2 separate regions of the Homo sapiens genome follow, and region 1 is linked to region 2. Evidence: chromatin contacts called from ENCODE Hi-C or POLR2A ChIA-PET data. All regions are on one chromosome and are shown on one strand. Each heading gives the region's core, a stretch centred on a gene start or an enhancer-like site at or near the end of the contact. The rest is flanking DNA. Distances are from core to core; before and after follow the strand shown.

Evidence for each region. A loop is a pair of places that touch in the nucleus more often than their neighbours do. ChIA-PET counts read pairs that join two places held with the same protein, here RNA polymerase II (POLR2A). Pooled maps may share reads with other maps.
Region 1: a pooled map shows a loop between it and region 2 (9-fold over the local background). The contact joins the enhancer-like site here to the promoter of LPCAT4 in region 2. A Hi-C loop is called at or near these places in 2 of 37 single-sample maps with no recorded cell type and 7 of 50 pooled maps. POLR2A ChIA-PET finds 5 or more read pairs at or near these places in 6 of 52 experiments (HEK293, HEK293T, activated CD4-positive, alpha-beta memory T cell and 3 more).

Annotation. Positions count from the first base shown.
Region 1 is chr15:34,512,606-34,519,554 of GRCh38, forward strand. No RefSeq gene overlaps it. Among named protein-coding and RNA genes, the nearest start is that of MIR1233-2, 12 kb to the right of the region's middle. RefSeq lists silencers at 1,747-1,986, 2,417-2,646. Within about 2 kb of position 1,731, at least 15 of the 41 ENCODE cell types and tissues checked have a DNase peak (open chromatin) inside an H3K27ac peak, as active enhancers do.
Region 2 is chr15:34,365,946-34,372,392 of GRCh38, forward strand. It overlaps LPCAT4 (lysophosphatidylcholine acyltransferase 4), which reads right to left and starts at 1,251. Exons shown (of 14, transcript NM_153613.3): 1 at 1,042-1,251. The coding sequence starts at 1,155. RefSeq lists silencers at 656-745, 826-875, 996-1,455, 1,586-1,635 and enhancers at 1,411-2,406, 2,006-2,295, 3,751-3,810.

The DNA of each region.
Region 1 (6,949 bases), core at 481-2,980, 150 kb after region 2:
ATATACCCCTGTGATCTAAAAAAAATGCTTAAGTATTCAAAGACAGCAATTACAGCTACTGAGAACATCGTTGTGAGCAAACAGAGGCAGAGAAAACAAAGGTGCTGATGAGGATTTGAAGCACCTAACCTGCAGAAACCCACTGGGTGATTTCCTAGGTTCCAGGGTGGCATTATCTTTCAGAACGATCTTCAAGAAGAGGTCACATGACACTGTTACAAAGGATCTGGAGAAAGAGACCCTTGCTTTATCTCTCCGGCTCTCCAGTCATGCTTCACATTTTCGCTTCTTACACTCTTTCACATGAAGTCCATTTACACACCTCCATCAAGCCCTTAGAGACCTTTTTGCACTATCCATGACAAGTTCTGGATGTCATCTCTGCACTTTTGACAAATTCTTAGCAGTTAACTTACAGGGCAGTTAAGATTTTTGTTCAAGCACAATATAGCTAGAATAGGGTCATATACTCAATAAAACAAATATTTACCAAGCACTTATTGAGTGGAAGATAAAAAGCACAAAGCATAATTACAAAATATTCTCCCCTGCCACCATAAAAGAATTTCTTAAAGGCTTACAGAATATAGCATAACGTGACCAAAACAAAAATAGTAAGGACTGAAGAGGGGAGGAAGGGAAAATATCAGCATGAACTCAATATGACCCAGAAGAGCCTTGATGGTCAGACGTGTAAAGACGAGTTGGGTAGGGTTAAAGGGTGGAGGTCAGGGGCACAGGTCAGGGGCACATTCTACAAGGGAAAAACAGCTGATACAGAAGCCTGAAAGGAAAAGCGGGCAGAGCACCTGTACAGGACTCTTACCTGCGGCATCTACCATACAATGCGCCTTTCCAGAACACAGCAGTGCGCAGCCAGCCCCTGGGGAGAGGGATCACTCAAACAGCACCAGAGGCTGCATTCCAACTTTTCTTCCATCAACGACTCCGTTTTCATTGTTAGTTTCTCCTTCAACACAAACTTGAAACCAATTGGCTGAACACGCGGGAGCAAGGAAAACCTGACTGAAGAATGAGGCGTTAAAACTTAAGGGCCTTGGGTCCTGGCGCGGTGGCTCACACCTGGAATCCCAGCACTTTGGGAGGCAGAGGTGGGTCATTTGAGGTCAGGAGTTTGAGACCAGCCTGGCCAACACGGTGAAACCCCGTCTCTACTAAAAACACAAGTTAGCCAGGCGTGGTGGCGGGCGCCTGTAATCACAGCTACTCGGGAGGCTGAGGCAGCAGAATCGCTTTAACCAGTGGACTGTCAAGAGAGATAGGCTGCAATGAGCCGAGATCGCGCCACTGCACTCCAGCCTGGGTGACAGAGTGAGACTCCCTCAAAAGAAAAAAGAATTTTTTTTTTTTTGAGAGAAGTCTCCCTCTTATCCCCCAAGTTTGAGTGCAACGGCTGGATCTCAGCTCACTGCAACCTCCGCCTCCCGGGTTCAAACGATTCTCCTGCCTCTGCCTCCCAAGTAGCCGCGATTAAATCTCCTGCCAACACGCCTGGATAAGTTTTGTATATTTTAGTAGAGACGGAGTTTCACCATGTTGGCCAGGCTGGTCTCTAACTCCTGACCTCAGGTGATCGCCCGCCTCTGCCTCCCAAAGGGATTACAGGCGTGAGCCACTGCGCCCAGCCAAAATACCGAAAATCTTAAAGGTCTTTCCCCTTCCCCGCCTGGGCTCAAAAAACGCCGGAGCCGCCCTGCACCGCCCTGTCGCGGTCTCCGGAGCAGGCTGGCCGACTGAGGGCGACCATGGGTCCCAAGAAGGCTCCGGCAGTCGCGGGCTCCCACCTCGGGGCGCGGCGACGGGGGCCTAGAGGGGCCAACAGCCCCCAAGCTTACGCCACGCGAGGAGTCGGAGAGACGCGCCCTCCCCTCTCCTCCCACCCAAGCCTCCGGCAGTCCCGGGCCGGGGCTGGGCCAGTTGCGGGAGAAAGGGGCGGGGAACTGGGGCCTCTCTGGGGAAGGCTCCCCTTTGTCCTGGGACTCCGGGCGCCCCCTCTCTGCCCTCGCCCTGCCCCGCGAGGCCGCCGCCGGGCGCCTCACAGTCATGTTGCAGTGGAGCGTGAGCGGGGGCTGCGGCTCCTGGTTCTTGTGGAAGATAGTCCCAGAAACTTCCCTTTGGCCTTGAACCCTGACACGGACATCTTCCACTCATCTACGGCGGGAGGGGCGCGGAAGGGGAGCCTGTCCGGAGCCGCTGTCACGGCCGCGACTACCCAGCGGGGCCGCCCAGCCGAGCTTTCGCGACTCTGCCTCTGCCTGCCGCCTGGACCCTTGTGGGAGCGCGGCTGGAAAATGGCAAGGGCACGGAGGCCTTGGCGGGAGCTGTGTGGCGGCCTGGGGGGCTGCTCCCTTTGTAACCGACTCCACCCACAGGAGGCGCGGCTCCTGTCAAGCCGCAGCTTCAAAGGGCAACATAACCACTGCCCCCACTACCGCCTGGGAAAGGGCTGCCCCTACCCTGCCCCCGTCACCCTCACCCCTCACCCCTCAACCAGGCGGGCCCTGCGCGCACCAGTTTCGGCGGGTGCACGAGTCCAGAGCGTGCGCGCGCTCCCGGCTGCCCCCTCCTCCCTTGACCCAGCACCTTTCTGCCCGACCCATCTGGTTCCTTCCTCACACTCGCCGACTGGAAGCTCAGGGCGGCACAGCCACTAACTCTCTCTCTCTCTCTCTCTCTCTCTCTCTCTCTCTCTCTCTCTCTCTCTCTGTGTGTGTGTGTGTGTGTGTGTGTGTGTGTGTGTGTGTGTGTCCCAAGGGAACAGAGCACTGCTGAGTTCAGGCAGATGATAACTCGTTCCTGGACGGTCAGCAAAATACAGTCCCAAGAAGGCTCTGTGCTGATTTGTCTTTTGCGGTGACATCATGTTGCTCATGTTTTATGTTTTTCGGAGTTCATTAGTTTCTTTTTGTTCTCAGTTAATATCCAGCTCAATAGATTGTGTAAGTAGAATACCCCCAAACTGAAAGTCACCTACATAAAATATAGTGAAAAATATGTCACCCACTTAAACTGTAGTTGAAAACATGTACACTTTAGTTTTGCGTAGTCAACACTGGATCCCAGGGCTAGACTGCCTGGGTTCAAGTTCCAACGTAGCCACTTGCTGGCTGTGAAATACTTGACAGCTTTAAGCCCCAGTTTCTTTTTTTGTTTTAACTTCATCCCGAATGTGATAGTAAGTCTCAGTTTCTTGATCTGAAAAAGAGAAATGATTCAATGAGAGTCTAGTGAAAACTTTAAAGTTTTTAAAGCGACTACCTGGCTAAGGAAAGTCCTCAGCCTTAGCCGTTATTAGCTATGATTATTATTGTGTTGGCTACACGTGCACTAATGAGGCAGGAAAATGCTCAAGGATAACAACCAAGTATGCAAATTATCTCATCAGACCGAGAGGGAGGCATATGTGTGCATGCTCACGTTTCAGCTCAGAGCCCTTTGTCTAGAAGGCTCTTGAACTCAGAGGTCCAGGCACTATCAGCTTTGCAGTGGAGCCATCACTTTTGTTGATCAATGAAATTGACATAATGCTTTTTTTTTTAAAGCACCAACCGTGTGCCTCAAGCTAACTGTCAAGAAAAGCATGCGTCAGTTGGCTGGAGTGAGCAATTCAACTCGTGGAGGAATGAGAAATGTTAGCGTTGAGACGAGAAACATAAAACCCCAGGTTAAGGTAGGAATCACTGAAAGTCAGGCAAAGGAACTGACATCCAGTAATGAGTTAGGCTTTGCCGGGCTCTGGCCCTACAGATGGCTCTTTGGAGAGGAAAAAATTAAGCCAGGCCTGAGGGCACAGATCCTAAGGGAATGCTGGCAGCTCTGGGCTGTCTATGGAAGAGAAGCAGAGGGTAGCGCCTGGTTGAAAGAGGGTGCTGGGGGACATAGCTTGAGCCTGTGTTTACAGATGGAGTCCCCTGATTCCTGAGACTGGGAAAAGAGATCGTGCCCGGATCAGGGGACCTCAAATCACAACTCTTCCCACCCACACCCCTTCTTTTCAGGGCGTCTGTCGCTGCAAACTACAGGTAAACTAGTTGGAAAGCTCCGCAGATTCTCACGGTGGTGCCCAGCAGGCCAGCCCTAGCTGCCCTTTAACCTGTGACTGAGGATGATGCCACTGGCCTGTAAGCACACATTGGAAAATCTTTACACCCATAGACACGCCATGCCCCACAGAGACAGCTGTGCAGGGTTCTTTAGGTTTGGGGTGCTGTGCTGGCAGTTGCCTTATAAATATGTAGGATTAAAATGGGATGCCCTGGAGCTTAGCTAACCTTTATCCTCCCCCCACTCCCCACCCCCAAAATGAAGGGGCTGCTAGTTTTGTTTGCTTTATGAAAGATGGATCTGTCATTGTTTTTAGAACCTTTGGAGAAAGATTTCTTGGGAGGAAGCGATCCTGAACCCCCAGAGATTTTTCTCATTTACTGGCGCACCAGCTTTAGAGTCCTAGGTCTTCATCTTGGCCCAGCCACCCTCCAACTGTGTGACCTTTGAGAAGCTGTTTGACTAAACTGAATCTCGTTGTCACCTATGAGTGGAGGTTGCTACGTTGTTACTGTGTGGAGCACCTACCCCCAGGCACTCTTATAGGGTGATGGTGAAGATTCAATGCAACAATAAGGCGGAAGGAGGAGGCTGGCTTGAAGCCGGGAGTTCAAGACTAGCCTGGGCAACAAAGCCAAACCTCATTTATTTAAAATGTTTATTTAAAGATGTTTATTTAAAAATTAGCTGGACTTGGTGGCTTATGCCTGTAGTCCCAGCTACTCGGGAGGCTGAGGTGAGACCAATTGAGCCCAGGAGTTTGAGGATGCAGTGAGCCGTGATCGCACCACTGCACTCCAGCCCAGGCAACAGAAAGAGACCCTATCTCAAAGAAATGAATAAGTAAATAAATAAATAAACAAACAAATAAAATAATGCATGCAATCGGTACACTAGTACATGCTCAGGCACATGATAAATGCTCGATAAATGGTAGCCCCAGTAAACTTTGTAATGTTTTGGGAGAGGATGTCCTTTGGACTCAGCCCGGTGACAAAAGCATTTGAAAAGACTGATGTGTATGATGGCTATTTCCTACAGGTACAAGTCTGTACCTCCAGGGACCCAAGGCATTGGCTCGACTGGGTAACTTGTTCTGTTTACTCTTGTTTTGGGCAGCACCGATTGCCCTAGGGCTAAGCAGGACTGCCACCCCAGACTCGATTGCCAACAGTATCCCCCTCCCCAAGCTAGCCATGGGAAAGCCACTTGCATCGTAAGACTACAGAAAATCAAAGGGAAGAAAAAGCACAATTTAGTCAGCTACTCTCCAGTTGATGGGCAATAAGTTTTTGCTATTTTGAACAGAGCTGCATGCCTTGTCCACATCCCCTGTTTTATATAGTCAAGAATTTGTCTTGGATGTAGAGTAGAGTTGCTGGGCGGGGAGGAGTGTGAATATTCAACCTTATGAGATGGAGCCAAACTGTTTTCCAAGGTGGTCATACCAGTGTATGCTCCCAGCAGCAGGCAGCAGTTCTTTTTTTTTTTTTTTTGAGACAGGGTCCGCCCAGGCTAGAGTGCCGTGGCACGATCTTGGCTCATTGCAAGCTCTGCCACCTGGGTTCACCCCATTCTCTTGCCTCAACCTCCTGAGTAGCTGGGACTACAGGTGCCCGCCGCCATGCGTGGCTAATTTTTTCTTATTTTTTTAGTAGAGACGGGGTTTCACTGTGTTAGCCAGGATGGTCTCGACCTCCTGACCTTGTGATCCACCTGCCTCGGCCTCCCAAAGTGCTGGGATTACAGGTGTGAGTCACTGCGCCCGGCCCAACAGCAGTTCTTAAGAGATCTCCAGGATCTCTATCTTCTGGTGATGTCACAAGCAGTCAAAAGAATAAAAGCCAGCTATAAGCAACAATAAGAATCTGAACAATATACTATTAAGGGGAAAAAAACAAATTCCAGAAGGATGCATACAGCATACTTTATATAACTTGGAAAAGGAAATGTATATATAGGCCGGGCATGGTGGCTCATGCCTGTAATCTCAGCACTTTGGGAGGCTGAGGCAGGAGGATTGCTTGAGGCCAGGAATTCAAGACCAGCCTGGACAACACAGCAAAACCCTGTCTCTACAGAAACTAGAAAAATTAGCTGGGTGTGGTTGTGCAGGCTCCTAGTCCCAGCTACTCATAAGGCTGAGGTGGGAGGATGTCTTGAGTTTAGGTGTTCAAGGTAACAGTGAGCCATGGTTGCACCACTGCACTCCAGCCTGGGCAACAGAATGAGACCCTGTCTCTAAAGAAAAAAAAAAAGGAAATAAGTAAAATTTAACAACAAACTGTGGGCCGGGTGCGATGTCTCGCACCCATAATCCCAGCACTTTGCGGGGCCGAGATGGGCAGTTCAGGACGTCAGGAGTTGAAGACCAGCCTGATTAACATGGTGAAATGACGTCTCTACTAAAAATACAAAACTTAGCCAGGCGTGGTGGAGCATGCCTGTAATTCCAGCTACTCAGGAGGCTGAGGTAGGAGAATCGTTTGAACCTGGGAGGCAGAGGTTGCAGTGAGCTGAGATTGCACGACTGCACTCCAGCCTGGGTGACAGAGCAAGACTCTGTCTGCAAATAAAATAAAATAAAATAAAGTAATATAAAATAATTTTTTTAAAAGTTGGGTTTTTGAAAAGACACACAACCTTGACAAACAAAAGGAAACATGACAACTGATACTACAGAAACTCAGGCCAGGCGCGGTGGCTCACGCCTGTAATCGCAGCACTTTGGGAGGCTGAGACAGGTGGATCATGAGGTCAGGAGATCGAGACCATCCTGGCTAACACAGTGAAATCCCGTCTCTACTAAAAATAACAAAAATTAACCGGGCGTGGTGGCAGATGCTTATAGTCCCAGCTACTCAGGAGGCTGAGGCAGGAGAAT
Region 2 (6,447 bases), core at 1-2,500:
TTTATAAAACCGAAAGCCATAAAAAGCATCTAGCACTTAGAGGATTTAATAAGAATGCATGCGAAAGTGCAGGGCGCTGTGCTTGATGTACAGTAGGTTAGAGACAGGTCCTCCTCCCCCACATCTTATTCCATAAATAGCTCCTATGCCCAACAGAAACCAGGTGCACAGATCTTTCCACTTTGGGCCTAGGAGGCAGAGGGCTGTAAACAGCCAGAGGTCCAGTTTTCAGACCCGAGGTCATTTTCTGACACTGCTCAACAGCAATCTTAGAGTACCGGGGGATATGGGAGACAAGAGCTCGGCCCCACTCTGCAAGGGAGAGAGGCTGCCAGGAGCCAGGATGACTCCATAGGCTGCCTTGGGGAAGAAGCAGGTAAGCAAACCTAGCCCCTGGAGCCTGCCTCCGGGGAGGTGATGACAGCAGAAACCTTGGACACTCCCTCCCCACACCACCTCCCAGCTCCCCTAGGCTGGCGCGGCCCTCCACTTCCTGTAGCCAACCTCCCTCTCAGCCTCCCTGCCCCCACCGGGAGGTGCTGCAGTGCGGGGTGGAGGGGGGTTGGAGGGAGTGGGAAGAGGGAGTGTAGGAAGGGCACAGGGTCGCAGGCTCCCGGCCCAGAAACGTCTTCCCTCTAAGTCATGCCTCGGAGGAATACTCGGCACGCCCCCGCCCCCGCCCCCACCCCCGGCTTCCCGTAGACTCTAACTCCATCCTAGCCATCAGGCTCTGCAGAATGTAATCCGCATTCCCCAGCGTCCTTCATCTCTCCAACCCCAGGGTCCCCTGCAGCCCTCCATCCCCACCTACTCAGTTTTTCCACATCTTCGAGCTTGTCTATCGCCCAAGCCCGCAGCGTCCTCTCCAGGACTCCTTGCCCAACCGCGGCCGCCCCCACGTGCGCACCCCCGGACTCCCGCTCCGCAAGCCTCTCAGCCATCTCCTTCTCGTGGATCCCCAAGCCCACCTTTGCCAGGGCTCAAATGGCCCCATTTTCCTATCCTCACGGGTCCTTCCGACGCCCGCTCCCCACACATTACCTTAACCCTCTGGAGGCGAGAGAGATGTAACTCATGCACGAAGGGGTTGGGGGATGCTGGGGGTCCGGGGGTGGGATCTAGGGGGGCCCAGTCCCCCGGACTTCCCTGGCTCATGGCGGGAGAAGGTGGGAGGGAGGGCACCCCGGCCCTGGCCCCGGCCACCACTCTGCAGAGCAGCTGCTGCTGCAGCAGCGGCGGCGGCGGCGCTCTGGCCCGGGCCCCGCCCGGTGCAGGCGGCCGAGGGGCGGGGAGCAGGCGGCGCAGCCCAGCCCGCCCGCGTTGTCAGGGCGCCGGCCGAGGGGCGGGGCTTCCAGCGCCCTGGCGCCCCTGCTCCTCCGCGCCCGCCGCGGCGCCCGCAGCCGCTCGGGCCATTGTTCCGCGGCTGCCAGGGCTGGAGCGGGCTGCCCCTGGGCTTCTGCGCCTCCGTCGTTCCTCTCTGAAGACCTGGCCTCCGCCTCGGAGTGGGAGTGGGTCTGGGAGCTGAGCGCAGAGCTCAGAGCGCCCTCTGTCCCCGCCCGGGCGTCGAGGTCACCCAGCAAGCGCAGATCGGGGTGAGGCTCTTGGGTTGGTAGGCAGGGAGGGACAGGTGGGCCGGATGCAGAGGCCGGCAGCTCGCGGGTGAGGCGGCGCCCCGCTCTTCCTATGGGCTCCTTGGCCCGGTCCGCGCCTCCTCGCAGGCGGACCACCTTTCCTTCCCGGTCCGTGGGGCGCCATCGCGCGGGGACTTGAGGCACTTGCGTCCTCTGGCGGCTGCATGGCGCCCCGCAACTCTCCACCTCCGCGTCCTGCCTGTGCTAGGCAGGGCCGCCTTTACTGGTGTGAGGGTTGCTTGAACCCTTGAGGCGCCAGGAATCCCTAGTACACTGACGCATGTGCTTCCCATGAGCCCGACAAGGTCTGGCAGGGGAGAGGCAGTGGTTCCTGATCTCTGTCACTCTCTGGGTGAACGCAGAGGACACAGTAGTAATTCCCCTCACCCACAAGCTCCAAGCTACCCTAGAAAACAAATTGTTTAGCCTCAGGCCATCGTTTGAGATCAGGGACCAGGGAATTAAGTGGACTCTGAGATCCATTGCCATGACAAAAGGGGTAAGAGTCTCATTGCTTGAGGAAAGAATACGCCTTAAGTTCACTTTATGTCTTCTGCCCATTGCATGGCAGTTAGGGGAGCTGAAGGAAGAAAGTGAAAGAAAAAGAGACCTCTCATAACCAAGAGTGTTTGCCGCCACTGGCTTCTCCTTTAAACCAAACTCCAAATTAATCTGCTCCAGGAAATTTTCTGAGCCCAGGCTGAGAGGGTTGAAGGCTCATGCATCCTACTGAGACCAAGGAGCTGCACTGGGATGTTTTTGTATATAACACAGAGGTCCCAACACAAATACATCATTTCCACATTTTATTTTTGTATAGATAGGGTCTCGCTATATTGCCCAGGCTGGTCTCGAACTCCTAGCCTCAAGTGAGCCTCCCACCTCGGCCTTCCAAACTGTTGGGACTACAGGTAGTGAGCCGCCATGTACAACCCAAACCTTTTTTTTTTAAGCAGATGATTTCAGCTTTCTCACCAGAACCGAGAAAGTACAACTGCATGTATTAGTCTCCCTTGCCTTGCCTTTGGGGAGAAGTTTGTGTGTGTGTGTGTGTGTGTGTGTGTGTGTGTGTGTGTGTGTGTGTTTGTCTTTTGTTGTTGTTGTTTTGGGACGGAGTCGCGCTCTTGCTCTGTTGCCCAGGCTGGAGTGCAATGGCGTGATCTCAGCTCGCTGCAACCTCCGTCTCCCGGCTCCAAGCAATTCTCCTGCCTCAGCCTCCTGAGTAGCTAGGATTATAGGCGGGCACCACCACACCCGGCTAATTTTTGTATTTTTAGTAGAGACGGGGTTTCATCATATTGGTTAGGCTGGTCTCGAACTCCTCACCTCATGATCCACTCGCCTCAGCCTCCCAAAGTGCTGGGATTACAGGCGTGAGCCACCGCACCTGGCGGTTTTTTTTTTTTCTTTTTGAGATGGAGTTTCACTTTTGTTGCACAGGCTGGAGTGCAATGGCACAATCTCGGTTCACTGTATCCTCCGCCTCCCGGGTCAAGCGATTCTCCTGCCTCAGCCACCTGAGCAGCTGGGATTACAGGTGCCTGCCACCATGCCTGGCTAATTTTTTTTTTTTTTTTTTTTGTATTTTTAGTAGAGATGGGGTTTCACCATGTTGGCCAGGCTGGTTTCGAACTCATGACCTCAGGTGATCCACTTGCCTCTGCCAAAGTGCTGGGATTACAGGCGTGAGCCACCACGCCCAGCCTAGAAGGAGGTTTAAGGACTAAGATAATGTTCATAAGGTGGGAGACAGGGAAAGATGAGAGTGTAGGGAAGTTTAAATTTTTCCCTTGAATGTTTGATAATTTGAGTCTATAAAACAAACTGATTACATAGATTAAAGGGAAAAGAGGCCTACGCATTTTTTTTTTTTTTTTTTTTTTTGAGACGGAGTCTCGCTCTGTCGCTCAGGCTGGAGTGCAGTGGCACGATCTCAGCTCACTGCAACCTCCACTTCCCGGGTCACGCGATTCTCCTGCCTCAGCCTCCTGAGTAGCTGGGACTGCAGGTGCACGTCGCCATGCCTGGCTAATTTTTTTTTTTTTTTTTTGGTATTTCTAGTAGAGACAGAGTTTCGCCATGTTAGGCAGGCTGGTCTTGAACTCCTGACCTCAGGTGATCCGCCCGCCTCGGCCTCCCAAAGTGCTGGGATTACAGGTGTGAGCCACTGGGTCCGGTCTCCTACAAATTTTATTTGATGCACGCATGTGTGTGGGAGTCATACAAAATATAAAAACTCAAAGAAATGCCCAATGGTTGCTTTTATACCACCTTGAGGTTACAGAAAGAATGAGAGCTTGCATCTGGGCAAAACAGGTTATGGTGGCAAGACAGGTTATGGGAGGGGGAGAAGAAGAGGCCTGGCCAGCAAAGACGGTCTTGGTGAACAAATGAAATCTCACAGACAGTAGCCTTTAGAAGGAATAGGTGGTAAAGGTTTCTGTTAGACCTTTTAAGATGTCAGACTCTCAGTTAATCTTTCCTAAATCTGGACAAGGGAGAGCACCAGAGAAAGCCTTTCTGCATCGATGCAGATTCTCTGCAGATGCAGATCTCCCCCACAAAAGACAGCTTTGCAGGCTTTCTGAACAGTCATCTCAAAATACATCAAATTCAGAATGAAAATTTTTGGTGCTCTTCAAGAGCAATAAATACTATGAAAACCCAACTACAGGGGTAGAGTTTTGATAATCAAATATTTGCCGGTGTCAGTCATCCAGGATGAACTAAGAAGTTCATTTCTATGAATGAGTCATGAAAGCATCCACATTTCCCCTTTTTCTAGCCCCTCACCAAACTATTATGATGGCCTTTCTGCAGGCAGTCTGAGAAGGGGCAACCCAGTTGTAAAGAATAACGTTGAGAAATTGATCATCTCTGGTAGCATCTGTCACTCCCTTGAAAATATCCACCAGGCTAGACAGGTTTCTCCTCCACCTGACCCCTGTATCTGTATCAGTCACCATTACCTGGGAGTACTGGAGACAATGACATATCAATGGAATTCTGGATTATTGGATACCATTAATCTTCTGTTGGAAGGGGGAACCAGACAGAAGCCAGAAGTTACTTCTGTCTAGACTCCCTCCCAACCTCCCATGTTTTATAGCCTCAAAGAAGGCAGTCAGCATTCTCAGCATTCTTTTCTTCTTTTTCTTCTTCTCTTCCTCCTTCACCTCCTCCTCCCCTTCTTCCTCCTCCTTTCCCTTCTCCTCCTCCCCTTCCCCCTCCCTCTTCTTCCTTCTTCCTTCTTTCTTCTCCTCCTCCTCTTCATCCCCTCCCTCCTCCTTTCCCCCTCCTCCTTTTCCTCCTCTTCTCCTCATCCTCCCTCTCCTCCCCTCCTCTCCTTCCTCACTTCCCTTCTCCTCCTCCCCCTCCCCCTCCCTCCTCTTCTTCCTTCTTCCGTCTTTTCTTCTTCTCCTCCTCCTCCTCTCCGTCCCCTCTCTCCTTTCTCTCCTCCTCCTTTTCCTCCTCTTCTCCTCCTCATCCTCCCTCTCCTCCCCTCCTCCTCTTCCTCCTCCTCATCCTCCCTCTCCTCCCCTCCTCCCCTCCTCCTCTTCCTCTTCTCCCCTTCCCTTCCTCCTCCTTCTCTTCCCCCACTTCCTACCTCTCCTACTCCTCTTCCCCCATCTCCTCTTCCTTCTCCTTCTCCCCCTCTCCTCCCCCTCCCATCTCCTTCTCCTCCCCCCACCTCCTTCTCCTCCTCCTTCTTCTTTTAAATAGAGGCAGGGTCTTGCTTTGTTCGTCTTAAACTCCTGGGCTCAAGCAATCATTCTGCCTCAGCCTCCCAAAGTGCTGGGATTACAGGTGTGAGCCACTACTGGTGGCCCGTCCTTTTTAAATTTTTAATTTTATTAATCTTATTTTCATTTCTTTTTAATAGAGATAGGGTCTCACTATGTTGACCAGACTGGTCTGGAACTCCTGGTCTCAAGCAGTCCTTCTGCCTCAGCCTCCCAAAGTGCTAGGATTACAGGTGTGAGCCACCACACTAGGACAAGATTTATTTCTGTTATGAACTGAATGTTTGTGTCTCTCTTCCCCCAGTTCATATGTTGAAGCCCTAGACCCCAATGTGATGGCTATTTGAAGGTGGAGTCTTTGGGAGATAATTGGGTCTAGATTAGATCATGAGGGTAGGACCCTTATGATGGGATTAGTGCCCTTAAAAGAAGAGAGAGAGGGAGAGGGAGAGAGGGAGAGAGGGAGGGAGGGAGAGAGAGAGAGAGAGAGAGAAAGAAAGAAAGAAAGAGATCTTTCTTTCCATGAGTACATATGGAGGAAACGACATGTGAGCACACAGTGAGAAGACAGCTGTCTACATATCAGAAAGTTGGCTCTCACCAGACAACGAATCTGCAGGCATCTTGATCTTGGACTTCCCAGCCCCTAGAACTGTGATAAATAAATTTCTGTTGTTTAAGCCACCCAGTTGATGGCATCTTATTACAGCAGCCTGAGAAGATTAAGACAATTTCTTAAAGGTTCTTAGAGACGATTCCATAGCTTTCTTTTATCTCTTATTTAAAGGAGGGCAGGTTTCTGTACATCTTGTGTTTTCCAAGATAGTTCCAATAATTTTATAATTTCATTTTTTTTCAATTAAGGCAATTCATACATGCATAGTTACACATAATTTTACTTTTATGACTTTAATATTGTATTTTTTTAATGTGCACTTTTATTGAACTGGTCTCAAGTCAGTGTACAGGTAACCCCTTGCTACTTTCACACCTCCATCCAATCCCAGGGAGACCAAAAGCCTTCATACACCTCAAGTTTAGGGACAAAAAGTGTGGCCACAATGGCTCATTCA